Linked DNA regions of Homo sapiens: region 2 is linked to region 1. Evidence: chromatin loops called from intact Hi-C (ENCODE). Cell type or tissue: heart right ventricle. All regions are shown on one strand. Links, peaks and the distances in the headings refer to the core of each region. The heading gives the core; the rest is flanking DNA. Region 1 overlaps DENND1A (DENN domain containing 1A). Region 2 overlaps DENND1A (DENN domain containing 1A).

Region 1 (15,843 bases), core at 5,842-8,341:
CAACCCAAAATTTATACTCTCAACTGCAAATTCTGTCTTCCTGCCACCAAAGCAACTTTTACTGCTTTCAAAAGGTTATTTGTCCTCTCTTTCTATATGTATATACTTAGTTTAAAAAGACATAATGGGTAGTTTGCCCTTGCAGAATGAACTCAGAGGTGAGCTTAAAGAGCTTTCAGAAATAATGTTCTACAGCTCACCCTCATCTTATAAATGATGAAAATGAAACATGAATGAGACAGGAAGATTTTTGTTCCAAGCTCTTTGGCTGGTGAATGACAGTCTTCTGACCTCCAACCCAGGGTTTTGCCCGTGATATGGCAATGATTCTTCCAACTCAGGAGAATGAGCCCAAGGCCAGCTGGAACTAATGTTTTTTCAAGACTCAGTAGCCCCTGGTTAGTGTCAAGGAGTCACATTCCCTTTTGGTTAGCATCATTATGAGCAATGTGAATAATCCAACTATGTGATTATAGAGTGAACAAGATGATCAGTTCTGTTTAAATCCGATGCAAGGTATGTTTGAATGGAAAACCAGTGAAATAGAGCCTGTCTTTTGAAAGGATCTCAGAATTCGACATGAGGGACCCTTTTTGGGAGATGAAAAAGCATTCTACAGGAGAGGCTCCTCGGTGCTTTTTGATTGAGTTTGAGTGTCAACAATTTTTCTTGGACCTCCCTGCAAGCCAGCCACTTTCCTTCAACAGCAATAAGCAGAAGGCATTTATCTGAGCCTGATCTTTGCTTTTCACTGGGTGGGAGGTAGAAAAGAAAATGGCTCAAAATACACCTCACTCCTAAAATTGCCCTTTGCTTCTAAGCTACACTCTTAAGAGCAAGATGGATTTGTGAATACAGGAGTCTGAATTTAAGTTGTCTGGCCCTTTCAGGGATCAGTTTTAGAAGCAGTAGGAAGCCTAACATTCTCTCCATCATGGAGAGGCCCCATAAGACTGCAATAATAGGTACTTCTTTACAGAAAAATCGTAGTACCATGATTGAAGTTTGAAGAAGTTTGAAGACTCTACAATTCTAGCAATCAATTATGAGCCACTTATTTTTAGGATGTTATTTTTTAAGATTATAAAGATACACTTTCTCATTAGAGAAATTTAGAAAACTGCAGAAAAGAAAAGAAATCTCTCATCCCACCATGCTGATAATGACTAAGGGTGTTTCCTTCCCTGAATTGGGATGGTGCTGTAGGTATAACTTTGTATCTAGCTTTTTCACTTATTAAATTGTAACCATCTTTACATGTCATTAAATATTCTTTCCTGAGAGTGTTTTTAACTACATAATTTATTTGTGTGAGATTGATTTATAATACAAGGAAAGAAGCTCTTAGTAATGTGAAAGAATATTTCTTGCTAAGGCTTATCTTCTTTTTAAAAATGCATTTGCTATAATGTTGTCATTCAGCTAACTACTTGGTATTTTTTTAAAAGAAACACTCAACTTTTTTTTTTATCTTAACATGTGAGCTATTACCTGATTCTTGACAATGAAGAATAGTTACTAGCTTCTGAAACAATGAACAGAAGAGTATGGAAATAGTATCAAAAGTCTTGGTTAAAATCAAGTGGCAAATAATGTGTTGAGTTTACGTTTCCGTATTTTATTTTGTATATTTACATCTTCAGAGTAAGTAATTTTATTAGCATGAGTTGTAAAATGCAAATTGTAACATTAAGGGAACTCTTTTGAAGTTAGATAGCAGTATAATTTTGAAATTAGAATATATTGCATTCTAAGTGAAAGCAAATTACATGTATCTTAAAACTTTACGTAAACTTATGGAATTTTTAAACATTGTGGAGAAAATTAAATTCTATATATTGTAGTATGCAGTGGAAATTAAGTAGGTTTTTATTTTCTACTCATGGACTTGAATCTACCAGTGATCTTATGCAAAACCAAGGGCAATTGTTGTGCTTTAGCTCAATCCACAAGTCTTAAACTACCACATAGAGATTTTAAATCCCTTATCTATAATACAAAGCAATATTTATTACAGAATTAATTCTGAGAGGCATCATTTATGGTTTCTAATCCATTCTATTTCAGATGCCTTTGAAGTAAAGTGGTGGAGTTTTGCATGTGAGGTTAATTGTCCTATTGTTCATTTATGCAGTCTGGTATTTTAACTACCTCTTTATGTGAATTAATGGACCCAAAATACAGCAAAAATGCTTGACTTGAAAAATTTTACATTTTTTAAAAACCGATTTAAGAGTGTGGTGGGAGAAGAAGTTGGGTGAAATTCAGTGTCCTGCAGTTTGTTGTCTAAGCTCCTTGGGATGACTGACTGATTTTTTTTTTATTTTAAGTTTTTAATTTTAAAATTCTGGTCCCATCAGAAAACAAGTTTTTAAGTGGTTAAAAAACAAAAAAACACTGCAAACAAAAACAACCCCAAGCCAAAACAGACTCTAAAGAATGTATGTTTGCTAGTATACTGTTTTCTGCTGAGCTAGGATTTTTACTGTCACTTTTGTAAATTTTGTAATTTTGGATACCAACTTTGGAGAAAATTTAATTTGTGCTTTTTCTTTTTTATTAGTATATGAAAAATATAGCCAATATTGATTATCCTTATTGAGTAAAGATAACTGTTGTCCCGTGACCACTGAAAACAAAACTTTTATAAATATCTTTTCATTGTACTCTTTGTTAACATTCTCCAGAGATTGCAATTCTAGGTCTTTTTGTTTGAAGGGACAGTTTAACTTTCAAGGACTCCCATGAACTTGTGCGTTCCTCAGATTTAGTGTACTCAAGTATCCCTAATCTGAACATCCAAAATTCAAAATGCTCTAAAAGCTTTTTGAGCACCAACATGATGCTCAAATGAAATGTCCATCGGAGCATTTTGGATTTCCAAATTAGCGGTGCTCAACTGGTATATATTCTGCAAATATTCCAAAATCCAAACAAATCTAAAATCTGAAACATTTCTGGTCCCATATGTTTTGGATAAGGGATATTCAAACTGTTTTTGTGTTGTAATGAAACAAACATTGGTGCTATACTTTGATTTTTTTTCAATCTTTTTAAAACATGGATTTATAATAAAAATATTTTTACTTGGCTGTCATTTGGTTTTTGTCTCAGTTATTTCAGTGGCAAATTGTGGACAATACTAATGCAGAATATTGTTCTAAAGATTAAATAAAACAGTAAATACTTGATAAAGTCCCTGTATGCTATATCTATTGTGTAAATGTTTGATCACAACCCTGTGTTTTTCCCTTTTGTAAATTGTGAAATATAACCTGCAAACAGAAAAGGGCGTCAAATGTACATATACACATTATACACACATAAGTAAACATAAATATACAGCAAATACCCATGTAATCACCATTGAAGTTCAGAAATTACTAGCACCCTGATATTAATTTTTTCACCTATGTATACATCCCTAAATAGTATAGTATAGCTTTGTTTGGTTTTGAACTCTGTGAGTTGCATTATGCAATTTAGAATTGTTATTTTCAGTCTTACTTCTTTTGCTTAACCTTGAGATTCACCCATGCTGTTGCTTATGGTTATAGTCTGTCTTCTTTGCTATCTAGTGTTCTGTGTTGTATGATGATATACCACAGCTGGTTTATGTAATTTTCATTTATTTTTATAGCAATCTTATGAAATTATCTCCATTGTAGAGATAAAGGGGTTGAGTTGTTTATGCATGTAACTGTAGGTGGCCATTTGGACTGTTTCTAGCGTGTGACTTTTATGAACATTCTTGAAGAGCTATACTGGTGCACATAGACTTAACTTCTGTGTACTGTATGTACCTAAGGAGTTGAATAGTTGTGTCATAGGACATGTATATCGTTGACTTCATTGGGATAAATGCCAAATTGGGCAATTTTATTCTATTAAGCTCAATCAACTTTATTGAGATAATGCCAAATTGTTTCCTTCAGTGGTTTCACCATTTTCTGCTTCTGCAAGCTGTGCATGAGCATTCCATGCACCACACTGCTGCCACTAGCTCCTTGCTTTTTAAAGAAGACTCGCCAGCATACACTTCACTTTTCTCAAAGCCCATGAGATCTAGGTATTATTGCCCTTATTTACTTCTCCAAACATTAATCTGGTCTCATCGTTTGCAGAGGTGTTGCTAGAGAAAGAGGCAGTCCCTGGAGTTGTGAGAGAAAGTTGATCATTATCTGAAAGGTAAAATGAGTTACACGGTGGCATGGCATAAGAGTGTGGTCTAGTGTCAGAGTAGGGCCTGCATTCCAGTCCTCCTGATTTGGAAATGAGCTTCTGATTACTCCATTTACTCTGTCTGAGCCTTAATTTCCTCATATCTATTTTTTTGGTGAGGATTAGAGATAATATAAGTAGGCCAGGCACGGTGGCTCACGCCTGTAATCCCTGCACTTTGGGAGGCCGAGGCGGGTCGATCACCTGAGGTCGGGAATTCGAGACCAGCCTGGCCAACATGGTGAAACCCTGTCTCTCCTAAAAATACAAAAATTAGCTGGGCATGGTGGTGTGCGCCTGTAATCCCAGCTACTCGGGAGACTGAGGCAGAAGAATTGCTTGAACCTGGGAGGCGGAGGTTGCAGTGAGCTGAGATTGCACCATTGCACTCCAGCCTGGGCAATAGGAGCAAGACTCTGTGTCAAAAAAAAAAAAAAAAAAAAAAGAGCTAATATAAGTAAAGAATATTGGTAAGGTGGTCGTGGACATCTCACCACATCACATAGTATAGTAGATATTGAAAGGTAGACCAATTGTCATAGGTGAGATGTATGTGGGCATACATGTGACAAAGTGTACATGAGCCTAGGTTATGCTAGCTTGCAGATGACACTTGGTAATGAGGTAGGCACTTACACACTGTTGATCAGGTTGTAAAATGGTCCAACATTCTTGGAAAACAATTGGCAATATATATTCAAAACCTTTAACATTTTTTCCACTTTGGGGAATCTGTTTTATGAAAAACTCAGAAATATAAGTACGGATATATGGACAAGGACATTTAGCATATAGAGTGAAAAGTTAGAAACAATTTTAAGGCCTAGAAATAGAGGATAGTTAAATTTAATTAGATACCATGTAGCCATTAAAATTGGTTTTGGTGATTATTTGATGACATGGAAAATATCCAGTACTTATAGAAGAAAAGCAAGAGACAAATTTTTATATGTGATGTGATCTCCATTTTGTAAAAAGTATGTAGAAAAAAATGACGTGGGGGATCGGATCCCAAAGTATTAATGAGAATAGTTAAGTAATGTTATCATGGGTGTTTTTAATTCTCTTTAATGAAGTAGTTATCCTGGCTGTTCTATCAAGCCCAATCCAAATATTCACTGCACAATAATTTACATATTTTTTAGTTTGGAAAAATTATAACCACCTTCATATATCTATCTCATGATTTCAAATATAGAATGCCACAAACGGCAGTACTTTAGCTACCAAAATAGTAACTGATACTCTAATGTGTGTTTCCCCACTAAGTTTGTGAAACGGACTTACGCTCTGAAATCAGAACTGTGTTCAAATTTTGATTCTACCCCTTACTAGATCTAAGGCCAAAACATGTCATGTCACCTTTCTGAGCCTGTTTCCTTAACTGTAAAACAGAAAGTACATCTCATGGTAGCCTTAAAGATTACGAGGTATATATATTTTTAATTTAAATTTAAATTTTTTTATTTTTTATTTTTTTTTTGAGATGCAGTTTCACTTTTGTTGCCCAGGTTGAAGTGCAATTGCGTGGTCTCAGCTCACTGCAACCTCTGCCTTCCAGGTTCAAGTGATTCTCCTGCCTCAGCCTCCCAAGTAGCTGAGCTTACAGGCACCCACGACCATGCTCAGCTAAGTTTTGTAGTTTTAGTAGAGACAGGGTTTCACCATATTGGTCAGGCTGGTCTCAAACCCCTGACCTCAGGTGATGCACCCACCCCAGCCTCCCAAAGTGCTGGGATTACAGGAGTGAGCCACCGCGCCCGGCCTATGTTTTTATTTTTATTATTTATTTATTTATTTATTTATTTATCTTTTGGGACTGAGTCTTACTCCATCGCTCAGGCTGGAGTGCAGTGGCACGATCTCGGCTCACTGCAGCCTCTGCCTCCTGAGTTCAAGTGATTCTCCCACCTCAGCCTCCCAAGTAGCTGGGATTACAGGTGCACGACACCATATCCAGCTAATTTATTTTTAGTAGAGACAGGGTTTTGTCATGTTGGCCAGGCTGACCTTGAACTCCTGACCTCAAGTGATCTGCCTGTCTCAACCTCCCAAAGTGCTGGGATTACAGGTGTGAGCCACCATGCCTCGCTCAGGAGAGATTTTTTTTTAATGGACATACCACGCACAGTGCATAGCACATCTTTGGTACTCAGTCCAAGGCAGTTATTCCCATGTTGTCTGCCAAGACTTAAAAATACCATTAGTTATACACTGCACCATTGATGTAAAAATATTTTTTCAGGGGGAGAAATGACTGTGTTAAATTTTTAGTTTGTTCCCAAAATGCATTTTGATTTCAGAGATGTTAAAGGAGTTCCTCTTAATTGAGAAATGTTAGTATTAATTTCCAAGTGGGATATTTAGCATCTGTCCTATGCATTATCACCATTCTCTACTCACCTAGTTGACCTGTTAATTTTCTCAGAAATTTTTATCTTATTTCTGTAAAATGACTAGGAACCTATTCCCAATGTGTGTCTCAAACCTGCTTTTTATGGCCTCAGGATCTCTGTCATAACCTGTTTTATGCTTTCACAAACTGAGCCCCTGGGGAGCTGTCTGCACTTTTCAGTGTGATCCAGCTGAATTCCTTCCCTTCCCCACTCAAGCCCTTTGATTTGCCAGGTTTTTGTTCGTCTACCCTAAGGATGAACTGAGATTGCTGAGCATGGCCTCTCTTGTGGTGCAAAGTGAGAATTGTTTTTAATTGAGCAGAAACATGTGGAAGGATCAGGAATATCTCAAGGGATTACAGAAAAATTCCAAATTTGTACTACTTACAGCTTGTGTTTAGAACAGGGTCTGCTGGGAATAAATGTTAGTTAGTGTGGCCTGTGACCTTAAAAACTGTTGACATGGACTTCAGCCAGAAACTAGCCACAGACCTCCTTTGTTAAACTCATTCATAGCTCCTTGAAAACTCTAGTCAGTGAAAGTTGCCAGCTCCAATCTAAGCATAGCCTTTTTTTTTTTTTTCCCATGCTTTGGAAACAGAGGACGCCCCTTAACCAGCAGGCCTTCTTTAATAGGACTACATGGCCTAAACGCAATTGGAATTGACAACTTCCTGGCTTGGGTTTGCCAACTGGCAGAGCTGTGAGGCCGAGGGGACAAACAGCGTTGGGGCGCTATGCACTTGTGTTTATGTATGTGCAGAGGAGACTGAACTCTAGAGCATGGTGATACCCTTCGCTCTGAGAGCAACGCTCTGGCCTGAATTGGACACGTCTTTCAAATGTTCTGCTGGAATAGACACATCAGAATTATCCCTCAGTACTTTCTTTTTAAAGGAAAGAAAAGAGAAAATAACTGCCCTTTCTTTTTTGATAGGAATGATCATGGCCTTTCCCCTCTCTGCTCAGAATCCTTGATTTAATCCTCTTTTTGTCAGCGTTGTGCTATGTTGCTCAAATATAAAATGAGAACTTGAAACTCGGATTGGGGAATTATCATTTGTTGAATGACACTCAGCACCCACTCACTCTGGAGCTTTATTTAACAAAGTTTAGTTTCATATCAAGGTGAAGGGATAACCAGGATATCTGTCTATTTTACTCATTGAGGAGACTGAGCAATGAGGAAGTTAAGCAATTTCTTCTCCTTTCCTATCAAAAGAACCCTAAGGAAGGGCCTTAAACAATTATGATGCTGCCTCTGTAAACCAGCATAGTAACTGAGTTAGAAATTAATATTTTCCTTAGTTCTTGTCTTTAATCCAAAAGACTACATTGTCTGAAATACCTGAAATTTTGAAAAATGGATAAATGGATCAGGCTAAAAAGAGGAAGTAGTTATTCTGCTTACAGAGTTTCCTTTGACATTGTTGACATTGATGGTGGGTAGGGAAGCTAGCTTAGTTATGGATTGTCATTCTGAGATATCCGATCATATCCGTTCATATCTCTTTCCACTTTAATCACTTGTAAAATTTTGGTTGTTGGAGTAGAATATTTATTTCCAGGTATGCCGTTGAAATTGTTTTTAACATAAATACTCTAGCAGACTTATCACTTTTAAAAGTTGCTGAGGTTTGGCATGATTTCAGCCAGGCATGTGTGAGGAGAAAAAAGGAATGTCACATTGGCCTAGGAATATGGAAACTTTGAAAGAAGAAATTATATAATTTCCTTGAGAGGGTACAAGAATTTAGATGCCATTGAGAGAACCCTTGAGAGTAGCTGACCCCTAGTAGATTCTACATAAGTACTTATTGAATGAATAAAAGTTGCTGAAATAACTATTTCCTAGTCCTGGTACTTGCCTGTCCATACTCTCTCTCTCTCTCTCTCTCTCTCTCTCTCTCTCTCTCTCTCACTTTCCCTTCCTCAGCATCTTTCTTTACCTTAGAACATTTATTTCTTCCGCAGAAAGTAGGTGATGCCATCATGTTTAATTACCTAACATTCTAAAGCACAGCTTGTAGATTGAGACCTAGATTCAAATTCTGACTTACGAGCCATGTGACAAATCATATAACCTGTCTCATCTGATCCTTGTTTCCCACATCTGTAAAAGAAAGATAATGAGGCCTACTTTGTAAAGTTGTTAACATATGTGTAAATATGTTATATAAGATACCTAATTTAGGAGTTAGCAACAGAGAATTTTTTTTTTCTAAGAAGGAATTTCATATGTTTTTCCACATATGCTTTTTCTCCTGCTCTCTATCAAAGGGAATAATAAGAAAAGGTCTCAAAGACTTTGCTACCTCTACAGATCTCCTTGCTCATTCAGGGAAAGTAGTTACTGGGTAGACCAGCTAAGAGTAATTGAAAGTGTCCCAGACTCTAAATGGGAGATTTATAATAGCCTATGGGAGTTGTTTAATGCTTATCTTCTGTACCTGTGCTCTATACTGAGAGTAGATTAGATAGTTAGAAAATATATTTAGACAGGTTATTAAGAAAACCAGATTTCTATTTTTGCTGCTTTTTTGACAAAAAGATAATCTCAGAACATTAAGCAGCATAGAGAATTGTGGAGAATTATCTGAACTTAAGTTCTGTTTTGCACAGGATTTTTTTTTTATTTCCAACTTTTACGTAGAGGGGCATATGCACAGGACATGCAGGGTTGTTACATAGGTAAACATGTTGCGCAAGATTGCACTGTAAGTGCTCCCCTTCTTAAACACACTTAAAGGTGGTTTTGTAAGAATTAATTCTAAAACTCTCCCCAATGTAAGCTGATACATCCATGTGGTCTTATAACCTCTGTGTACATTATGTGACTCTAACCCTTGGTGTTTTGTGTGAATAGCAAATTATATGAAGCCTTTTTTTTTTTTTTTCTCCTATGTACCAGGGAATTAAGAACACACTCTGGAAAAGGATGAAGAACTCTGGTGTGTAGAAGAGGGAAGAACTTTTTTGTCAGATTTTATTTTACTGGAATATATTCCCTTAAGATTTCATAAGATGAGAGTATGTCATCTTTTTTTCTAAAGATTTTCCCCCTAATGCTACCTCATTTTCTAAACTTTCATTAATAGTTCTTTGCAGCTGAAGCAAATATTTTAGATCTTTCTTGTACTCTCCTCCAGCTGGGAGTGTCTTTCACACATCAAAGGCAGATATGAGCCTCTCATTAAAAGATAGTATGAGTTCATCATCTTAGAAGAGTAGGACCTGAAAACCTGAGATAACTTTCAGCTGCAAGTCATATCTAAGCTGGACTGAGATTTTTCTGTTGGTTACCGCATTTCTTTTCTCAATTCATCACTCCCAGGTGCTCTAAAATCTGACTTTCTCTCTTAGTTTTGTTTATAACTGAAAGTTATCTTTATTCAGAATACAAAGTTAGTTGTAGAGGTTAGGAAAGATAAATATTTTAACACTTATTTTTAATAAGAAAATCAGGACTCTGGAAACTTAGGAAGAAAGCCCGGGGTCTGCTTGTTATTTTCCCTCTCTGTCTTTCTGCACACTTTTTGTGCGAGGCCTTATTAATACCCTCTCACTGCACTGCCTGCTCCAGTGTCTATAAGGTAATTATTTGAAACTCATAAGTCAGCCCTGAAAACTCCACAAATCCTCCTCTTCCTAACTTTTGCTAATGAAAAGCAACCCTGAAATCAGAGTGGTTGAACAGATTTCTTGAGAGTATGGAGAACAATGATTATGTCCTTCAGATTTTATTTTTGAAAAAAAATTCTAGATCCCTATGAAGGCTGGAATGTGACATTCTATCTAAAAGCCACACGAAAGGTTTTTAGCTCCTTTTTTGTGTATATGTACATATGCATGCTTGTGAACAAGTTATTGCAAAATGTTGCAGGTTCCATCGTTTGAGTAATAGCCACATCAAATCCCAATTCTTTTCCATAGTATTTACTTTTCTTACTTTGCTCAATTTCAAGCTCTGTGTTAGTATTTTCTAGCCAAAGGTGAAAGTTGTCCCCAGATAAATATTAGGATGGCCTGCCAGCCAAATCCCAGGCAACCCAGTGAATTACTCTCTTTGATAGTAGACAGGTCCAGTTCAAGTTGCTCTGAATGGCATTTAACTATAAAACAATAGCCTTAACAAAAGTTGCTGGTATCCTTGAAATGGTTTCATACCAGTAGCCAATTCTTTCAGCACTTTAGGATATGAGGCTTGTTCCATCAGAGTGCCAGCTTTTGGAGCTTTACATAGCCAATGAATGGTGAAAGAGGGAAGAGAAAAGTATGTAGATGTATTGAAAATGCATAAAATAAAAAATGAAAAGCAAACAAACAAAAACATCACTACACACACACACACACACACACACACACACACACACACAGAAGCTGTTGACACGGCAGTTTTTCATTCTTTATGGCTCTAGGGACAAGTTTAAATTGGGAAAAATTTTTTTATTCTCTTGTGCTGTGTTGAACAGGAAGGCAATGTTTGATGTAATCTGGCCCAGATGTCAGCAGTGTGCAGCCTTGTGATGATTATTTATCTTCAGGTTTTTATTTTGTAAAAGGAGAATCCACAAACAATTGTTTAGAGTCATAAGCTGTATTTAATGACTGTTTTTGACATTTTGTGTATGCAACGAACAAACATATTAGTTTAAATATGTTTTACATTTAATTTCATTTTAGCTATTATCTTAAAATCCTCTTTAACAAATACTGGTTATGAGTCCCTTGATAGATGTTAACATGTTCAGTGCTTTACATTCAGGATAGCGTTTCTCTTATTTCAATTTCTTACTCTTCTAGGAAGTTTTCTCAGCTAAGACTGTCAAACTAGTGGGCTCTTTTAAATGGTGTTTGAAAGAATTTTCTCATATAAATTTCCCAGAAGGATATCAGTATTTTGGGGTTAGAAAATGGCTTAGAATGTAAGTGGCAAAACTTCAATAACAGCTCCCAAATGGCAGTCCATTTACTCACATTTGAGGGGATTAATTATCTTGGAATTCAGGTGTCTTTGTTTTAACAGTATTGTTTTCAAAATATTTTGAAAGATGAGCATTGCTTATGATTTATACCTGTCTCTTGTCTACCCCCTTTGAAGTGCTGCTGATGGCTGCTAAGACCCCTGGAAAGAGTGGATTTTGAAATTTCATTTTGGGGATGGGAGGAGCGGGGAGTACTTTTGCCACATAATACTCTTTTAAAGATCGAGGAATGTGTACAAAAATCTTAGCTTCTGCTACGTTTTTTCCAAACACAACTAAGCTTTCTCAGTAAATTTAATTTGGACTACTCAGTTGTATAGTGGGTTGCCCTTTAAAAACTGAGTTCAGGCTGGGTGTGGTGGCTCACATCTGTAATCCTAGTGCTTTGGGAGGTCAAGGCAGGAGGATTACCTGAACCCAGGAGTTCGAGAACAGCCTGAGCAACATAATGAGACCCCATGTTTACAAAAAATTAGCCAGGCATGGTAGTGCACACCTGTAGTTCCAGCTACTTGGGAGGCTGAGGAAGGAAGATTGCTTGAGCCCCAGGAGTTCAAGGATGCAGTGAGCTATGATTGCACCACTGCACTCCAGTGTGGGCGACAGAGTGAGACCCTGTCTCTTAAACAAGTACAACAACAACAACCAAAACTGAGTTGAATTAAAGGTTAAATTAAACATTTTAAATATATTCCATATGAGATGCCAATATTAATTCTAACCTAGCACAATAATAATTTTAACCCAGGCAGGATTAACTCCTATTCTCCATTAGCTCACCTCATTGACTTCAATGGAATTTTTGTCTTAAAAAATACCGAATAAATTATATTGACATTTTATAACTTCTAGATCAGTAACCTCACAGCATTGGTAGTTAGTCCATTAAGGTAATCTTCATTGGCATCAGTGTAGGATAGCAGAAAGATGAGTAGTTTTAGGACCTGGATTCAAGTCCTGTATGTACTGCCAATAGGCCCAGTGACATTGGGCAAGACGTCTGACCTGTATCTACCTCATCTGAAAAATGAGGGTTGTCAGTGTCCCTTAAGACTGAGATATTCTGTGATTCAAAAAAATTCAAATCAAAATAATGTTATTAAATTCCAATGAGCTCATTAGGGCTTTATTGCCATAATTCATTTTTTTGACAATTGTTTTCTTATTCCCATGAATGTGTTTGAGATGCATGATCAGAGGGATTACAGAAGTTTTAGTGCAGTCTTGCTAATGCATGGCAGTATTTCTAAAAAAAATGTAATTGTATCTTATTATCAGCATTGTCATCACTTTTAGATAGGACATTAAATATGAGGCCTCATTTATTCCTTAAAATATAGGAACAGTGACTCTATGCTGTTCTCTTACCTTCCCTAACAGCTCTCCTGAGGAAGCTAAGACACAGGGCAAGGGACTTTTTCCTTGTGACATCATAGCATGACCTGGCCTGGAATTCTGATGTAGTAAGGAAAGAACCACTAAGTTGGCAGAGAGACCCTCAATCTAGACTCCGCCCGGAGCCTGTTGGACTCTGACTTTGGGTATGATTCTGGGCTTCTCTCCTTCCAGAAAATGGAAATGATAACATTAGCCCTTCTGAGCTTACAACATAGCTCTTACAGGTCATGTGTTCTCATACACTGACTTGAAGACCTTCTTTTGTTTATTTGTACCTTTAGCCTTGATAAAGACAAAACTGCTATTGGTGTGTATAGTTACTATAAGGATTTTTAGTTCTCATTAGAACTACTTATCCAGCTATGAGTACATTGGTAGAGAAGGTGCAGTCTAACTAGCTAGCTTCAGTGATTTTTCTTTTTTCTTTTTTTGGAGACAGGGCCTTACTCTGTCACCCAGGATGGAGTGCAGTGGCAGTGGCACAATCTCGGCTCACTGCAACCTCTGCCTCCCAGGTTCAAGCAATTCTCCCACCACAGCCTCCCGAGTAGCTGGGACTACAGGTGTACACCATCATGCCCGGCTAATTTTTGTATTTTTGGAAGAGACAGGGTTTCACCATGTTGGCCAGGCTGGTCTTGAACTCCTGACTTCAAGTGATCCACCCATCTTGGCCTCCCAAAGTGCTGGGATTATAGGTGTGAGCCACCACGCCCAGCCAAGCTTCAGTATTTTTTTCTAAAAGGTGACTGTTGTTTTGGGAATTCAGAATTCTTGATTAACAATAAAAACTTTTAAAAAAGGAAACATCTCACCACTTACTGTTTTGTTACTCATGAGAGGACAATTTCTAGAATATCAGGCAAATACTGAGTGTGGTATGTGTCACGGACGACCTGAGGAAATCATGATGCTGGCTTTTTTGACTAGGACTTCAGAGATCATGGGAGCATCGGGAAGTCTCTGCAAGTGAGTGCAGAGAGTGTGAGCTGTGGAGTCAGAGGGGTTTGCATTTGCTTACCAGCTCTTGCCCACTTATGATCTTCTTACCTAACATCTTGCAACTTATTTTTGTCATCTTTGACATTCAGAGATAAGGACTCACCTCAAAGGGTTGCGAGAGAGAGAGAGTGTACAAATTATTCAGCAGAGTGTCTGATATATAGTGGGGACTCCATGAACTCGTTCCTTCCTGGATGAGCTGGTTTAGAACATCTAGAAATGGTCATAGTGGAAATAGGGGTATTTTAATTTTTATCACCTGGTTAATATTGGGAAGTTCACTGAGCCTTTAGATAGATGTGCCCTTTGATATCTTCCTTGATTTTCTTGGGGGGAGAAAAGCTTAGAATATAAACTCAGAAGGTTCAAATCCCATCTCCTCTTTTCCCAGCAACATCTCCATGAGCATCTCCAACTTTTCTGGCTTCTCCTTCTCCATCTACGTAATGAGAGCAATCATAAGTCCTTGGAGGATTGTAGCGAGGATCAAATCATAACGTATGATGCTGCCTGGTAGTAGTAACTGGTTCCTACACAAGTTTTACCTAGTGACAACTTGAAAGCTAACACGGCTTTTTTTAAAAAATAAAAAAAATTATTTTCCCAAGCCCTCTCTTGGGATGTGCTCATGTGAGAGGATGAGGCAGAAACTTGCTGTAATACACACCCATCATATGTCTAGAACCAAGTGCCCTGAACATTCACGTGCATTCTCTCCTCCACTCTTCACAGCAGTCCCGCAGAGGAAGAATTATCCTCGTCTTACAGAAGAGGAAAAGGAACCTTAGAGAATCATTATTAGCTGATATTGTCAGTATTTGAACCTAGCTCTGTTTGACTCTGAAGTCCATGTTCCTCCCATTCTTTTGTCTTGCCCCCATCCCAAACTTGGTGCCTTATTTGACTTAGGCTAAGGAAACGTGTATTGTTATTTGGTGTCTGTAGGTGTCCTATACTCCACTGCAGACACTGAGGATGCAGTGATCCCCGAGACATGCACTTTCCCCACTTTCACATGGCCCAGGATCTGAAGGCAGACATATAATTAAACAATTAGTTGCAATATTGAACTCTGATAAAGAAAGTTAAATTATTATGTAAATGAGTAGTCATCTGTGTATTTTAAACAGGCAATTTCCTCTGAATAGGTGACTTCTGTTGGTTTCAGGGTATCACATAATCTTAAAGTAGTTCTCCTTTTGGGGTGAATGTAACATCCTGTATTTCCATAACTTATCTTGCTAAAATATGAATAAAAACTTAATAATGACTCTGCCTCTACATAAAAAAATAAAAATGTTACCTGGGCTTGGTGGCAGACATCTGTAGTCTCAGCTACTTGGGAGACTGAGGTGGGAGGATCACTTGAGTCCAGGAGTTCGAGGCTACAGTGAACTATGAACTATGTGCCTCTCTGTACTCTAGCCTGGGCAGCAGAGTGAGACTGTCTTGAAAAGAAGCAAACAAGAGGCCTGGCACGGTGGCTCATGCCTGTAATACCAGCACTTTGGGAAGCTGAGGCAGGTGGATTACGAGGTCAGGACTTCGAGACCAGCCTGGCCAACATGGTGAAACCCTGTCTCTGCTAAAAAGTACAAAAAATTAGCTGGTCATGGTGGCATGTGCCTGTAGTCTCAGCTGCTTGGGAGGCTGAGGCAGGAGAATTGCTTGAAACCAGGAGATGGAGGTTGCAGTGAGCCAAGACTGTGCCATTGCACTCCAGCCTGGGCAACAGAGCAAGACTCTGTCTCAAAAAAAAAAAAATAACCAACAAGAATATGATTCTATAAAAAGTAACATTCAGGAATAAAAAAAGGAAGTTCTTAAAAATTAAGAAAGTG
Region 2 (15,843 bases), core at 6,719-9,218, 63 kb before region 1:
AGACCACAGGTGCCTGTGGTGGTGTGCGCCTGTGGTCCCAGCTACTGGAGAGGCTGAGGTGGGAGGATCCCTTGAGTCTGGAGGTCAAGGCTGCAGTGAGCCATGATCATGCCACTGCCCTCCAGCCTGGAAGATAGAGTGAGACCCTTTCCAAAAACCACAAAGAAACATCACAAACCATGTTGAAAAAGACTTGACTCTTGATTTGAGTACACTAAAATCTGAAACTTTGGTATGGCAAAAAAGAACTATTAACAAAATAAAAAGACAATTATTAGATTGAAAATTTTTACAAGGCTTAGGATCCAGAATACATAAGGTACTCGAAAGAAAGAAATTTTTTAGATAGGCAAAAAATATTAGATGAAATAATAAAATAATAAATCCAAGTAGTTAAGAGTCATTTAAAAAGATTATGATTCTATCACTAAAATGAAGGAAATATAAATTAAAATCCTAAGAGAGTATTTTATACATGAGAGTGGCAGAAAATGTCAAAAATCAACCAGTACCAGTATTAATAAGAATGTGGAAGGGCAAAAACTCTTATGTGCTTTGATAATATCTAGTGAAGTGGAAGGTGCTCACGTTCTAGCAACCACTCATTCCACTCACTGTATATTGCAGTGAAATTCTCATTTGTGTACAAAGTGTCATATCAAGAATGTTCATAGCATCTTTTTTTTTTTGTAACTGAAAAATCCTTAAAACCTAAATGATCATCAACAGGGAAAAAATGGATAAATTGTGACTTATTAATATAGAATAAAGAATTATATAGCTGAATAGAAGAATTTTATAGCAATTAAAAGGAATGGATCCAATCTGCTTGAAGCAACATGAGTAATTCTCAAAAACATAATTTTGAATTAGAAAAACAGGCTAAAAGTACTATCTGCAAAATATCAGATATATAAATGTTAAAAATACAAAACAACTCTATTTTATCATGGGTGCATTTATATATATTAAACGTACAACAGTATGGATGGAAAGACTGCATGCCAACCTTAAAAAATGGTTACTTCTGGAAAGGGAAGGAGGAGGATAATGGGATAAGGGGTGGAAGGTGGTGCTTTAGCTATACCATATAGTGTAGATGTGTAGTAGACTGTATCATTCTAAGCTTGTTAAGTACACTCTATGATATTCACATAATGACAACATTGCCTAATGATGCATTTCTCAGGGTGCATTCTCATTGTTAAGTGACACATCACTGTATTTCAGAGGTCCAATTACAAATTATTAAAAAGGGCAACTTTCCATGTCATTTATAGTTCTAAATCACTTTATTTTAAAAATATATTGATGGATGTTTGGCAAAGAGGCAAACCCACAAACCTTTTTTATTTTTATTTTTGAGTTGGAGTCTTGCTCTGTCGCCCTGGCTGGAATGCAGTGGTGCGATCTCCGCTCACTGCAAGCTCCGCCTTCCAGGTTCACGCCGTTCTCCTGCCTCAGCCTCCCAAGTAGCTAGGACTACAGGCGCCCACCACCACGCCTGGCTAATTTTTTGTATGTTTAGTAGAGACGGGGTTTCACCATGTTAGCCACAATGGTCTTGATCTCCTGACCTTGTGATCTGCCCGCCTCAGCCTCCCAAAGTGCTGGGATTACAGGCATGAGCCACCATGCCCAGCCGTGGATGCTTTCTTGTAAGTGAAATTGGTGGATTATAAGGCATGGAAATTTAAAATTCATTCTATTTGTGCTGCAGAAAATTGTACCAAATTACTTTCCATCCAGCCATACTCTTAGTTATCAATTATAGGAGACTGCTTATTTCCCCAGATCCTTCAGTCTCCAGATGTTTCCCACACTTCTAACCTTTGCCAGTCTTATGGGGAAAAATGACATGAGTTATAAGATTATAAAACTTGAGCACCTATTTGCATCCCTTTTTTGGCATCTTTCAAGATGGTAAAGTGGTGGATCTGGCATTCCATCATTTTGAGAAATGTGTTCAACTTTGGAGGCTGTGAGTAGAAGAGAGCAGATTGAATGCATAACAGGGTCTAGTCCAGGCTTCAAGCAAGATGGATGAAAAGGTTCAGGGATTTGGCCGGGCGTGGTGGCTCACACCTGTAATCCCGGCACTTTGGGAGGCCGAGGTGGGTGCATCACCTGAGGTCAGGGGATCAAGACCAGCCTGGCCAACATGGTGAAACCCTGTCTCTACTAAATGTACAAAAATTAGCCGGGCGTGGTGGTAGGTGCCTGTAATTCTAGCTACTCAGGAGGCTGAGGCAGGAGAATCACTTGAACCCGGGAGGCAGAGGTTGCAGTGAGCCAAGATTGCACCACTGCACTCCAGCCTGGGTGACAAGAGCGAGACTTCATCTCAAAAAAAAAAAAAAAAAGGGATTTAAGTTCAAATTGAAATGTTGGCTTCCTAGGTAATTCTAGATCAAGTTTGTCCAACCCATGGCCTGGGGCTGTATGTGGCCCAGGATGGCTTTCAATGTGGCTTAACACAAATTTGTAAACTTTCTTAAAATATTAATAGTTTTTTTTTTCCTTTAGTTTATCAGCTTTCGTTAGTATGTTTGTTTTTTTTTTTTTTTTTTTTGTAGAGACATGGTTTTCACCATGTTGCTCAGGCTGGTCTCGATCTCTTGAGCTCAAGTGATCCTCCCTCCTCGGCCTCCCAAAATGCTGGGATTACAGGTGTGAGCCACCATTCCTGGCCTTTTCTTTCTCTTTTTAAAAACTTTGTTTGTGTACCTGCCTTCCCCAATACTGCACATTTCCTGTGTGCTCTGCTTCTCAAGCCCTGGCATCTCACCTGTCAGTCAGCATGGATGCAGAGTTCAGGCGCAAGAGACAGCCTGAGGAGTTCCACCCAGAAAAGAGTTGCCTTGCGACATGAAAGAGAGACATGATGGCCAACACCATGAGGCCAAAACATGAGATGATGGAGGAAATGCAAATTGAGGAGGAGAGATCTTTTAAGATAGAATTACCCCAGGCCAGTAATCTTTGTTATTCCATATAGGTTTTACTGGTCCTCAAAAAGGAGGTCTTTACAGAAATGCAGATTTTACATTAATAGCAAGAGGGAGGAAACCCCTCCAGATAATGAAGCGAAAATCATGAAGCAAAGTCAGGCAGACAGGACAAAAGGAGCCTTTAAAATTCTCATTGTTGACCAGACCGGTGGCTCCTGCCTAAATCCCAGCACTTTGGGAGGCTGAGGTAGGCGGATCACTTGATCAAGTTCAGGAGTTCGAGACCAGCCTGGCCGACGTGGTGAAACCCTGTCTCTAGTAAAAATACAGAAATTAGCTGGGCAGGGTGGTGCATGCCTGTAATCCCAGCTACTCTGGAGGCTGAGGCGCGAGAATTGCTGGAACTCAGGGGGTGGAGGTTGCAGTGATCCGAGATCATGCCACTGCACTACAGCCTGGGTGACAGAGCAAGAAGGCATAAATAGAATGACATTTAAGTAGCCACTGCTGCTTAAATTTAGAATTTTTCTCCATTGAAAAATCTTTAATAATTGTTTTCTTTCTTTTGTGAGAGGCTTGTTAATTCTACAGAGTGGTTAGCCACACAGAAAACCAGAAAGAAGTACTTTTCCTCAGGGCCATTTTCCTTTATAGGATACTTATAGGCATTGATGTTTTACCAAAGCAATGAGTTGTCTCAGGCTTTTAGATCATAGAATGATAGAATTTTAGAGTCAAAAAAACTCAGTAAACATTTTTAGTTTATATGTGAGAGAATTCAGGTTTAGAGATGTATTTAAGATCAGATAGTGGCAGAATCTAGGTCTGCTGATTTCCAGTCCAACATTTTAAGATTCATGCCAAATCTTTTAAATATTATAATGGCTATTGTGATTTTCTGAAAGCTTACTAAAAATGATTGTGTGCTATGAGTCTAATATTGTTCTAGGCATAGCAGATAGGAAGATAAATAAGTACTCGGAGGAACATGCAGGGGGCAGTGCATCAGTCATGGTCCAGCTGAAGATAATAGAAACCATCGTGCCGTTCCTTCTAGGTTTGTATCAGAAAAATGGGTTCCTCCTGTTGCCTCCTGTCTCCCCACATCCCTGAGCTTTCAGGTCTCACTAGGTGGATCTGACTGGCAGAACCTAAATCATACCCAGGATCTTAGTTGCAGGGGCTTTTTGGAAAATAGTTTGTAGCTTTCCAGCTTCTGTGATACTGGAGGGCCCACAGAATGTTGTGAGAGAGATAGAGTGAGCCAGTCTGCAGAATGCTTAGGGTTAACACATAGGACGGGCACTGAACCTGCCAGTGTGGGGTTGTTGGCTTGAGAGCTTTCACTGGGAAGTATTATAGAACCTGAGCTGAGACTAGAAGGATGGAGTTGAAGATGTCTCACCTTTTCTAAGGAACTTTGATGAGTGGATTCCTGTTGCTAGTTTTTTTATCAAGTCTGTATAACAGTAATTCTCAAAGTGTAGTCCCCCAGACCAGGGGCGTCAACATCACCTGGGAACTTAGAAATGAAAATTAGGCAGGGGGATTGCTTGATCTCAGGTGTTTGAGACCAGCCTGGGCAACATGGCAAAACCCTGCCTCTACAAAAAAATACAAATATTAGTCAGGCATAGTGGCGTTTGCCTGTAGGTCCAGCTACTTGGGAGGCTGAGGCGGGAGGATCATTTGAGCCCAGGAGTTTGAGGCTGCAGTGAACTGTGATCCTGCCACTGCATTGCAGCTTGGGTGACAGAGTGAGACTGTCTTAAAAAAAAAAAAAAAAGCAAATTATTGGATACTATTTTAGACTTACTGAAACAGAAACTGATCAAGCCCATCAGGTGACTTTGATGCATGCTAAAGGCTGATAACCTCTGCCATGTAAGCATAATGATTAAGATGATAGGTTTTTTGGTGTTTTTTTTGGTTTGTTTTTTGTTGGAGACGGAGTTTTGCTCTTGTCACCTAGGCTGGGGTACAATGGCATGATCTCAGCTCACTGCAACCTCTGACCCCCGAGTTCAAGCAATTCTCCTGCCTCAGCCTCCTGAGTAGTTGGGATTACAGGTGCCCACCACCACACCCGGCTAATTTTTGTATTTTTAGTAGAGACGTGGTTTCACCATGTTGGGCAGGCTGGTCTCGAACTCCTGACCTCAAGGGATCCTCCTGCCTTGGCCTCCCAAAGTGCTGGGCTTGCAGGTGTGAGCTACTGTGCCCGGCCAAGAATATAGGTTTTAAAGTTAAATCTGAGTTTGAATCTTAGCTTTTGCATTTACCATTGGTGTGATTATGAGCCAGGAATTTCATCTCTCCTGATCTTCTGGGGATAGCAACACTTACCTTGTAGAGTTACAGAGTTGTGAAGCTTAAGTGGCATGACATGGACTATGCTTATCACAGTGTGTGACACAGAATAGGCATTCCATGAAGTCTGTTGAAGGAGAGTTGGCTGGAGTGCCCCTGAATTAATCTATCCCAGGAAATTTAATAAGGGCAATTCAGATAGAATTCAATTCAGCAAACATGTATGGAAGGCAGCCTACTCTGTGCTGTGCACTGTGCTTGAAGTCTGTGGTGCCTTTATCTGTGGCAAGAGCACAGATGGTAAGGAGACATGGGTTCTGGTCATTGGAGTGGCTTATTTTACTTACTGGGGAGACAAGTACTTAAATGAAAGAATTAACAGTCGAAGACGAGAAATGATTAGGTGCATAATCAGGTGCTTAGTCATTTATTATGCTGCCAAAGTAGCGAATATTACAGAAGCTTAGGGAGGAGACCAGTCAAATGTGGGCTGACGTAGTCAGGGATGGATTCCTGGAAGAGGCAGATGGGGACATTATAAACTGTTGTAATGTAAATCTAATTTCCCAGGAACATATTTATTTGCAAAGTTCATTTAAAAAATTATGAATCTTATTAAAAATATAGAAAATTCAGAATATAAGGCCAAAAAAAATCACCAATAATCCTACAACTCACTCATGGCTAGATATTTTGATGAGTTAAATTTTAGTCTGGATTTAGAACATTAAAAAATGATAACTGCTATTACAGTATGATAAATCTTTGTATTTTGAGTTAATTCTTCATAATGCAATGATGTATTTCCACATGTTATGGTGATGTAAATATTGCATCACTTGAACTTATTAACACTCTTTCAATTTTTGCAATGATGCTTGAAAAAATTTTTAAAAAGTACCTACATTTCAGACTATTTCCTTCAGATAGATTTTAAGGTTTGGAATTACTAGGGTATAGAGTGAGGACATTGATAATGCTTTTGGTACATGTTGCCAAAAGAGGTATTTGAGAAGAAAGGGTATTACTCCCTTTATTCCTTCATTCCTTCTTTTTTTCATTCAGTATTTATATGCTAGGCCTTTTTCCAGGCGCTGGGGATACAGTAGTGAACAAAATAAGCGAAGATCCTTGCCTTTATAAAGTGTATAATTTAGGAGGGGAAAACAGATAATAAGTACAGGTTAAGCATTCCTAATCTGAAAATCCAAAATGCTCCAAAATCCAAAACTTCCTGAGTGCTGATGTGATGTCACAAGTTACTCTGAACATGTTATTTTTTCACTCTATTAACAGTATGTCAGGGCTGGGCACGGTGGCTCACACCTGTAATCCCAGCACTTTGGGAGACCGAGGCGGGCAGATCACCTGAGGTCAGGAGTTCGAGACCAACCTGGCCAATGTGGTGAAACCCCGTCTCTACTAAAAATGCAAATATTAGCTGGGCGTAGTGGCGGGCACCTGTAATCCCAACTACTCGGGGAGGCTGAGGCGGGAGAATCGCTTGAACCCAGGAGGCAGAGGTTGCGGTGAGCCAAGATCACGCCACTGCACTCCAGCCTCGGTGACAGAGCGAGACTCTGTCTCAATAAAACAACAAACAAACAGTATGTTGGCCGGGCATGGTGGCCATAATCCCAGCACTTTGGGAGGCTGAGGCGGGTGGATCCCTTGAGGTCAGGAGTTCAAGACCAGCCTGCCCAACATGGCAAAACCCCATCTCTACTGAAAATACAAAAATTAGCCAGGCATGGTGGCGGGTGCTTGTAATCCCAGCTACTTGGGAGGCTGAGGCAGGAGAATCACTTGAACCTGGAAGGTGGAGGTTGCAGTGAGGAGAGATAGTGCCACTGCACTCCAGCCTGGGTGATAGAGCGAGACTCCATCTGAAAACAAAAAACAACCCCCCAAAACCAGTATGTCATATTTTTTACTGTTAGGTACTTATATGTAAATAGGTACAAGAAAATAATTGCTTATTGGTAGCATATAAATTCACAGTTGGGAATGATGGTGATGCCAAACCACAGATTGTCCACATGGGTGGCTAAGACAGTGACATCTTTGCTTTCTGATGGTTAATTGTACAAACTTTGTTTAATGCACAAAATTATTAAAATAATATATAGGATGGTGCAGTGGCTCCCACCTGTAATCCCAGTGCTTTCGGAGGTCAAGGTGGGCAGGTCACTTGAGGTCAGGAGTTTGAGACCAGCCTGGCCAACACGATGAAACCCCGACTCTAATAATAATTCAAAAATTAGCTGGGCATGGTGGCAGGCGCCTGTAATCCCAACTACTCGGGAGGCTAAGGCAGGATAATCGCTTGAACCCAGGAGGCAGAAGTTGCAGTGAGCTGAGATCATGCCATTACAGTCCATCTTGGGTGACAGAGTGAGACTCTGTCTCAAAAAAAAAAAAAATTGTATAAATTACCTTCAGGCTATGTGTATATGGTATATATGAAATATAAATTTTGCATTTAGACTTGGGGCCCATCCTCAAGATATCTCATTATGTATATGAAATATTACAAAATCTGAAAAAACACTTCTAGTCCCAAGCATTTTGAAAAAGAGAAGCTACTCTACCTGTATATAATATGTTGCATGGTGAAATGCACTAAAGAGAAACATAACCCAGGAAAATGGAATGAGGAATGGTGGGGATAGGAAAATTATAAATTTAAATAAGGTGATTAGGGAAGGCCACATTGGGAAACTACCTTGTGAATAAAATCTGATAGCACATGCCTTATTCCTTGATATTTTATCAGACAGAGTGAATTGTGTGGGTATAAGCCATGAAGTGGAAGCATGGCATGCATGTTTGAGAAGCAGCAAGCAGACCAGCAAGGCGGGAACAAAGTTAGGAGAGGAGAGTTAGGAAGTGAGTGCAGAGGTATGCTGGTGAAGGGAGGACGTTGTAGAGGAGGCCCTGTATTGAGTTTTACAGGATTCCTCTAGATGCTATTTGAGAACAGACTACAGGAAATTGGAACCAGAAGCAGGAAAACCTGTTAGGAAGCTATTGGTAGTTAATCCAGGTGGAAAATGATGGTGGCTTAAATCAGGGTGTTAGTGGTGGAGATAGAGTGAAATGGTCAGAATTTGAATATATTTTGAAGATTTAGTTGGCAGGAGTGGCTGATACATTGGCTCTGGGATGTGAGAGAAAGATCAGGAGTTCCATTTTGGATATGTTAAATTTGAGACGTCAAGTGGAGATGTTGAGTAGACAGTTAGATAAATGAGTCTAGAATTGGAAGAGATAGGAGCTGGAGAAATAAATTTAAAATTGATAGTGCATATTTGAAGTGATGGGACTGAAAGAGGACCAGCAAAGGAAAGAAAGTCAAGTCCAAGGACTGAGTTCTGGAGCTCTTCAATAGGGAGAGATCAGCAAGGAGCCTGCAGAAGCCAGTGAGGCAGGAGAGTGGGATGCTTTGGAAGCCGCCTGAAGAAAGAAAGTGACTCCAGGAGTGTATTGGTCCATTTTCATGCTGCTATAAAGACATACCCGAGACTGGGCAATTTATAAAAGAAAGAGGTTTAATGAGACTTACAGTTCCACATGCCTGGGGAGGCCTCACAATCATGGTAGAAGGCAAGGAGGAACAAGTCACGTATTACATGGATGGCAGCAGGCAAAGACAGAGCTTGTGCATGGAAATTCCCATTTTTAAAACCATCAGATCTCATGAGACTCATTCACTATCACGAGAACATTGCAGGAAAGACCCACCCTTATAATTCAATCACCTTCCACGGGTTCCTCCCATAACATGTGGGAATTGCGGGAGTTACAATTCAAGATGAGATTTGGTTGGGGACACAGCCAAACTGTATCAAGGAAGAAGCAATCATGGGTGTGAAATTGTGCTTGTAGATCAAGACTAAAGATTGATAATTGATGTTAGCAGTAAAAGAAGGTCATTGGTGTGGCTGTTGGTATGTGAGTAGTTTCAGAGAAGCGGTGAGGTGAAAGCTTGGTTGTCATGGGTCCAAGAGAGTAGGAGGCGACAAAGTGGTGACTGTGGGTATAGACACTGTTTCAAAGAATATAGCTACAAAGAAAAGGAGAGAAATGGGGTGGTAGCTGTTGGAAAGTGGGCTTGACCTTTTAAGAAATATCTGTAGAAATAACAGCATGTTTCTATGCTGATGGGAAAGATCCTATAGAGAGGTAAAATGAATAAAACAGGAGGATTGGTGGAGCTCTGTCTGAGTTGGCAAGAGGGGATGGAGTCCTCTTTCACAAGTGGACAAAGGACCTTTGCAAGGGTCACGTAATAAGACGAAGGCAGAGTCTGTGGGGCAGAGGTGGTGGGAGAATAGAGGTGGTGGTGGGGCTTGTGGGAGTTCTCTTCTGATTCCTCTGTTTTCTCAGGGAAGTGGCCAGTAAGGGAATCAGTGGCAATTGAGGTTGGAGAAGATTTGAGGGAAGAGAAGAAAGTATAAAATAGTCACCAAGGAGAGAGAGAAAAAGAAAGTGAATGAATGAAGGAAAATGTGTTATAATTACTGAGTTGCATTAAAGCTCACTTACAGTTACTAACCACAGATTTAAGGTGAGATTAATCGGCATAGCTGTGTGTTTTTGTCCAGCCACATACCTTAAACTATAAGGTGTCAGGAGTTTCCAAGTATACATGAAACAGCTATGAAAATGGACCCCCTGTTAGCTATATGGGTGCAGGCGGGTAGTTGGATTTAACAATGACTGGAGTTTGCCAAGAGAGGATGACAAAGAGGCACAAGGCAGATGAGAATGTGTATAAAGGAACAGTTATAACAATAGAATTTAAGCTATGTAAGGAGAATCATGTAGACCTGAGGTGGATCAAAGGCAGTGAAAAGGGCTGAGTGTGGTGGCTCACGCCTATAATCCCAGCACTTTGGGAGGCTGAGGAGGGCAGATCACCTGAGGTTGGGAGTTAGAGACCAGCCTGACCAACACAGAGAAACCCCGACTCTACTAAAAGTACAAAATTAGCTGGGTGTGGTGGTGCCTGCCTGTAATCCCAGCTACTTGGGAGGCTGAGGCAGGAGAATCGCTTGAACCCGGGAGGCGAAGGTTGCGGTGAGCCGAGATCGCGCCATTGAACTCCAGCCTGGGCAACAAGCGTGAAACTCTGTGTCAAAAAAAAAAAAAAGGCAGTAGTGAAAAGATGGATAGAGTATATGCCCCTGTGGAATAGAAGAAGGAAGAGTGCTACAGGGGTTGAATGGAAAGAGAGAAGGTGGATCATGGTTGGAGACTGAGATGCTTGAAATTTGCAATTACTAAGGGGATTTCAATTATTGGTAGTGGTAGAGTTTAGGGTGTGACCGTAGGAGTAGAGGGTGAGATTGTTGTGGGAGTGGTGTTAGAGTGAGTGGCAATGCAGTATGATCCCCAAGAGTCAAGGATGAGGAATAACCCTGGAATTAGTAGGTGACAACAAAGCAGAATGGTGGTGGTGGTGTTGGTGTGGTAGGGAGGAGGGCATGGTCTGGTGACCAGAGGTTAAAATCTAGGGTTTTGGAGAGTAAGGAAGGTGAATGGCCTGTAAGTGGCTCTAATGAACAGAGGCCATCTATCCCACCTCCAGGCCAGTGGGCGGAGAGGTAGGGAAGAAACATCCAACTCTTGAAAGGACCCCAGAGGAAGTGAGCATTCGGTTGCAGTAAGAAGGTAAGGATGTAAAGGGAGCTTAGAAGAGGTTGCAAGTTTTGCTTCTGGCTGACCAGGAGTGCCAAAAGCAAGTTAGTTTTGTGAGTTGGGGAGCCATAGACGTGAGTGTGCCAGTTTTGCTGTTCCTGTGGCAACCTCATTAAAAATTCAGTGTACTTTTGATGGAAGACATAGTTCTTTGTCTTTTGAATTTTTAAAAAGTGTTGGTATGATTGACTGTTAATTCATGTAAGAATATACAATTGGTCACATTTATGAGTGATGCCTAAGTGCATCTTTTGAAAGATTTGGATAGTGGGAAGATGAGAAAGGTGAATAGAGCATGTCAAGTTTTGTGGGAAAGTTAAATGATTAAGCTGGCCAGGTTTAGGGATTTATATTTAAGACACAGATATGAAATTGGCTGGGTTGGTCTTAATGTCTGCACTAAGGATTGTAGGCTGTTAGGATAGCTTTACTACATAAAGTTCTTAAAACATTAAAAATGGTAAAGGTCCTCAAAAAATTAATGTAGAATTATTATATGATCCAGTAATTTGACTTGTGGATATATATGCAAAAGAAGTGAAAGCAGGGACCTGAATAGACATTTGCACATGCATGTTCATAGCAGCATTATTCACAATAGCCAAAAGGTGGAAATAACCCATATGTCCATTGATGGAATAATAAGCAATGTGGTATCTACATACAATGGAATGTTACTCATCTGTGAAAAGGAAGGGAATTGTGACACATGCGACATCATGAATGAACCCTGAAGACATCATGCTAAGTGATTCCACTTATATCATGTAACTAGACTATTCAAATTCATAGAGACAGAAAGTAGATTGGTGGTTGCCAGGGGCTGGGAGAAGGAGATAATGAAGAGTTGGTGTTTAATGGGTTCAAGGTTTCAGTTGGGGAAGATGAGAAATTTCTGGAGATGGATAGTGGTGATTGTGGCACAACAATGTGAATGTACTCAATGTCACAACATGGTACTTAAAGATGGTCAAAATAGTAAATTGTATGTATATTTTACTACAACAACAAAAGTCTCAAAGGACATAGGCACTGCTTCTCTAATGGTACAGATAAGGGCTAGGCAGCAGTGGCTTGTTCCCTGGAAGCAGGGTGGAGTGGGGAAGACAGGATTTTGGTATAAGGAAGGCTCTGTTTGATGGGCATGTGCTTCCCCTGCAGAGATGTCCGCATTGTCTCTCCTGTATGAATGGGAACTCCAGCATTGGGGTTCTCATTGTGGTTTAGAACACACGATGAGAACATGTTTTCTTAAGTAGGAAGACATTTTCTCTGTGTTTTTATTTACTCTATTTGTTTAGCAATTTTTTTTCATAGATGAGATAAGGATAACTCTAGCCTTCAAAATTATTCTAAGTTTTTAATATGAATTCATCTTTTAAATATTGTATTTACTAGTTGAATAGAGTGCCAGTTACTTTGGAGTCATTTTATTTATATCCTGAACTTGGCAGAGGACTATAAATAAAGAAATTGGAAAGCTGTCATTCATAATCCGCTAAGGCCTGTTTCATGAAAACATGTTGTAGTTATTTGTCCAGATGTATTCTTATTGTTGAGTCACAGTAATGACTAGAAGACAGATCAACAGGAGGATGTAAATAAATAAAGCCAAAAAGAAAAGCCAGTGTTGGATTCTTTGGGGCCTGATGGATTCAGGCTGAATCCCAGCTCTGTTACTTAACTCTGAATTTGTTCATTGTGAGCCTCACTCTTCTTATTTATTAAATAGAGAGCTTCTACTTACCTGGAAGAGTCATTTTGATGAAATAGGATAAAAATTAAGCCACCTATGGCAATGGTATACCTAAGAGGTAGCTGGTAGTATTATAATTGTTACTGCAAAAATGTTTAGTGGGACTCTTCCTGAAACCCAGTATGCAAACTTAGAAAGCAAAGGAATTAGCAGAAGGGTCCTTCAATTTATACAGATTCACCTCAGGGTTTCTGTAAATCTGGGGGAGTCCCTTGTGTATTTGATGTTTACAGATCATTAGCAAAACAGATGCCAGGAGGCGAATAAACTGTAGCTTAAAGATTTTGGAACTACTGACAATGTAGAGAAAATCAGTTTCTGATAAAGTTATAGTGTTTCTAAGTAAGCAGTAGAAGGCAATGGGAAAATTTTAATTGGGTTTATAAAAGTTTATTTCAGGAACACATGTATTTCCAATTTGAGGCACACCTATACATCTGTAGTCATTGAATTTATAGTGCTTGCTTATTTCTCCATTGGGGTTAATAATATAACAACAACTAATATTTATTGTGTGCTTACGACATGTCAGTGTGATCTTTAGGAAGTCTGTAGCATTCAAAGGCTTGTTTTCATTTGGATATTTGGAAATTGGCCTTTTATCCACTTGGAGACACAGGGTGTTTAATGAGTTCATTTTGTTCTATTAATTCTATTACACTCCAAATATTTGTTCGGTATTTATAACAGTTAAGACATTTTGTAGGAGACAAAGTTAAGTAAGACATGGAACTTGGCCTCATAACAGACCTATTCACTATATTGTATATGCTTCAGAAGTGGGCGTGCCGTGTTATGGGATGAGCCCTGATCTAGTCCTGGACTCTACCCCTGGCTCTACTACTTCTTCGTGGAACCTTTTTCTGCCCCCTTAGGACAAGGCCAGATGCCCCTGTGCTGATTAACTCCTAGTATCACACTTACCAAGCCCCATGGTACCTGCTTGTTTAATTCTGTGTGTTCTCCATTAGGGCTAGACTGTAAACTCCTGGAGGGTGAGGACTGTGTCTTATTTATCAACAGGGCCAGCCACAGCAGAGCATTTGTTCCACGAGTGACTACTAATTTTCTAACTTTGGACAAGTGATAACCTATTGCTTTAACTATGATAAAATTGATTTGATAGTCTCTATAGCATAGCTTTGTCAGGAAGGTAAAATCAGAAAATTTCTCTAAAATGCCTGTCACAGTGCCTGGCAAATAGTGGGTGTTCCATCAAATAGTTTTTTTATATTTGAATAAATAAGTTATCTCTTTTCACCAAATTTGACACATATGATACATCTATTTATGAAGACCATATGGAGTGATGTCATATTTGTAATACATAAAGGGCACAGCTGTCGTTTAGGCAAAGTATAAAGTAATTATTCATATTGGCATAAAAATGTGACACTTCAGGTTACTCATTCAAAAAAGTGGGATAAAATGAATCCTAACTCATAGAGAAATTACATGGAAGCCTGAGATTATAATCATAAAAAAACTCATCTATAATTATCTATCAATTTGATAGATTTTAGGAATTGTTTCCAATAATTTTGAAGTAATTTTAAAAAATTCCAAATATTTAAATTTAAGTAATAATGAAAGTTGAAAACTAAGATATTCAGTAGAGAAAAAGGTAAATGTAAGTGAACATATCCTTTTGATTTTTTTTTTTTTTTTTTTTTTTTGCCTCCAGCACACCCTACCCTTCCTTTTGCATTTTAAAGCTCCCTTTGGAATTTCACTTATGTTTGATTTTTGGATTCACATAGCATAAATTTGTTTAAGGATCAGACTTATATTCCTTTTGTAGATGAAGTTATAAAAAATATTTCAAACTATCAGTAAGTAGTGGCATTTGCTGGTTAAAATCCTTCCATATTCTCCAGAAAGAAAGATGAAACTCCCTAGATTTTACTGTATAATGTCAATGGACTCATTATTTGTACAACAGCTGATGTATTTAGGACTTGTTGATTCACTTAATTGGTAACTGTACTACATTCATAACTTCAACAACTGAAAACAATAGGTCAGTGTCTGCTGTTTATGCATAAATAGTCACATCGGAGCAGGATATGTCTGAATGGCAGAATATGTTAGTCTGAGGAGGAATCTGGCATGTGAATGGCTCCATTGCTTGCCATACTGAGGTGGGTTTTTGCTGTCTTTCCTTGAATAATGTTATTTGTGTTTTTATTATGGGTGTTGATGGTTAACTGTTCCTATGTTATCAGGCTGGCTGCTGTGAAATTGCATTTGATTATACTTTAAATGCCAGTGTTGGGGGAAAATGGTAGACTAGACTCATGGTTAAAAATTGGGATGATTTAAAGTTTTTATGTCTTACAGCCTTCATGTGCTAAAGCAAAAAGTTACACCTAGAATAGATTTTTTTTAAATAACAAATTTCATTTGTACGTGGAATCCAAATAAATGTTCATTTATAGTCCTTCAAAATGATTTTTTTTCTAATTTATGAATTAGACGTCTTTCAAATTTTAGAGTCAAATCTGCATTTTAGAATCAGTATTTTTTGAAAAGAGTAATTTTTAATTAAAAAAATTCAAAAGGAAAAACAACCTAAACCTTTTTGTTTCATTGTCAAAAAAAGGAAAACATGCTGGTGATTTTTAAACTCTGTAAAACATTTCAAACATTCTTTTCAAAAATATATTATTTGTAACAAGTAAATTTTAACAATCGAACAATATAATTTACTAGAATAATTGTGTTTAGTTATTACAAAATGCTAACCTAATGAGTCAGGTATTTTACAATGTAAAATAAATGAAGCTGAGTTTTTATAGCTATAGTAAGTTTACTAGTGTCCTTGAAACGCTATATTTAATGCAGTCCAGTTTGCGGTCATCTTATCAAGAAACTTTAATTTTGCATAATACAAAAAAATTTTCTTCTTGAGGATTAAAAGAAAGCTTATTTCTGGGTGTATTTTGGGGAAAATTTGAGCTTGTTCTCAAACTATACAACTTCTTAGACTATTTTCTGAAAGTCTGCATTTTTAGTGTATAAAATTTGGAAATGTCATTAGTGAAAGAGCAGTGTAGTGGACTGTTATCCTGTTTGCAGCATATTCCCATCTTCTCATCTGGAAAATTAAATCTGATTACAGCT

What was found. A loop is a pair of places that touch in the nucleus more often than their neighbours do. Peaks named below come from ENCODE experiments on the same cell type or tissue, not always from the same donor. Only the 100,000 strongest peaks of a DNase experiment are listed, where the experiment ranks them.
Region 2: it touches region 1 in a loop (4-fold over the local background); 1 of 110 quality-filtered maps calls a loop at or near these places.

Annotation. Positions count from the first base shown.
Region 1 is chr9:123,733,594-123,749,436 of GRCh38, reverse strand. All of the region lies in intron 5 of DENND1A (DENN domain containing 1A), which reads left to right. Among named protein-coding and RNA genes, the nearest start is that of DENND1A, 190 kb to the left of the region's middle. RefSeq lists an enhancer at 9,767-9,816. In heart right ventricle, for the core only: no CTCF peak of the experiment used is centred there; DNase peaks (open chromatin) are centred at 6,809 and 7,326; H3K27ac peaks cover 1,266 bases.
Region 2 is chr9:123,797,279-123,813,121 of GRCh38, reverse strand. The region is part of intron 2 of DENND1A (DENN domain containing 1A); the gene reads left to right. Among named protein-coding and RNA genes, the nearest start is that of DENND1A, 120 kb to the left of the region's middle. In heart right ventricle, for the core only: no CTCF peak of the experiment used is centred there; no DNase peak of the experiment used is centred there.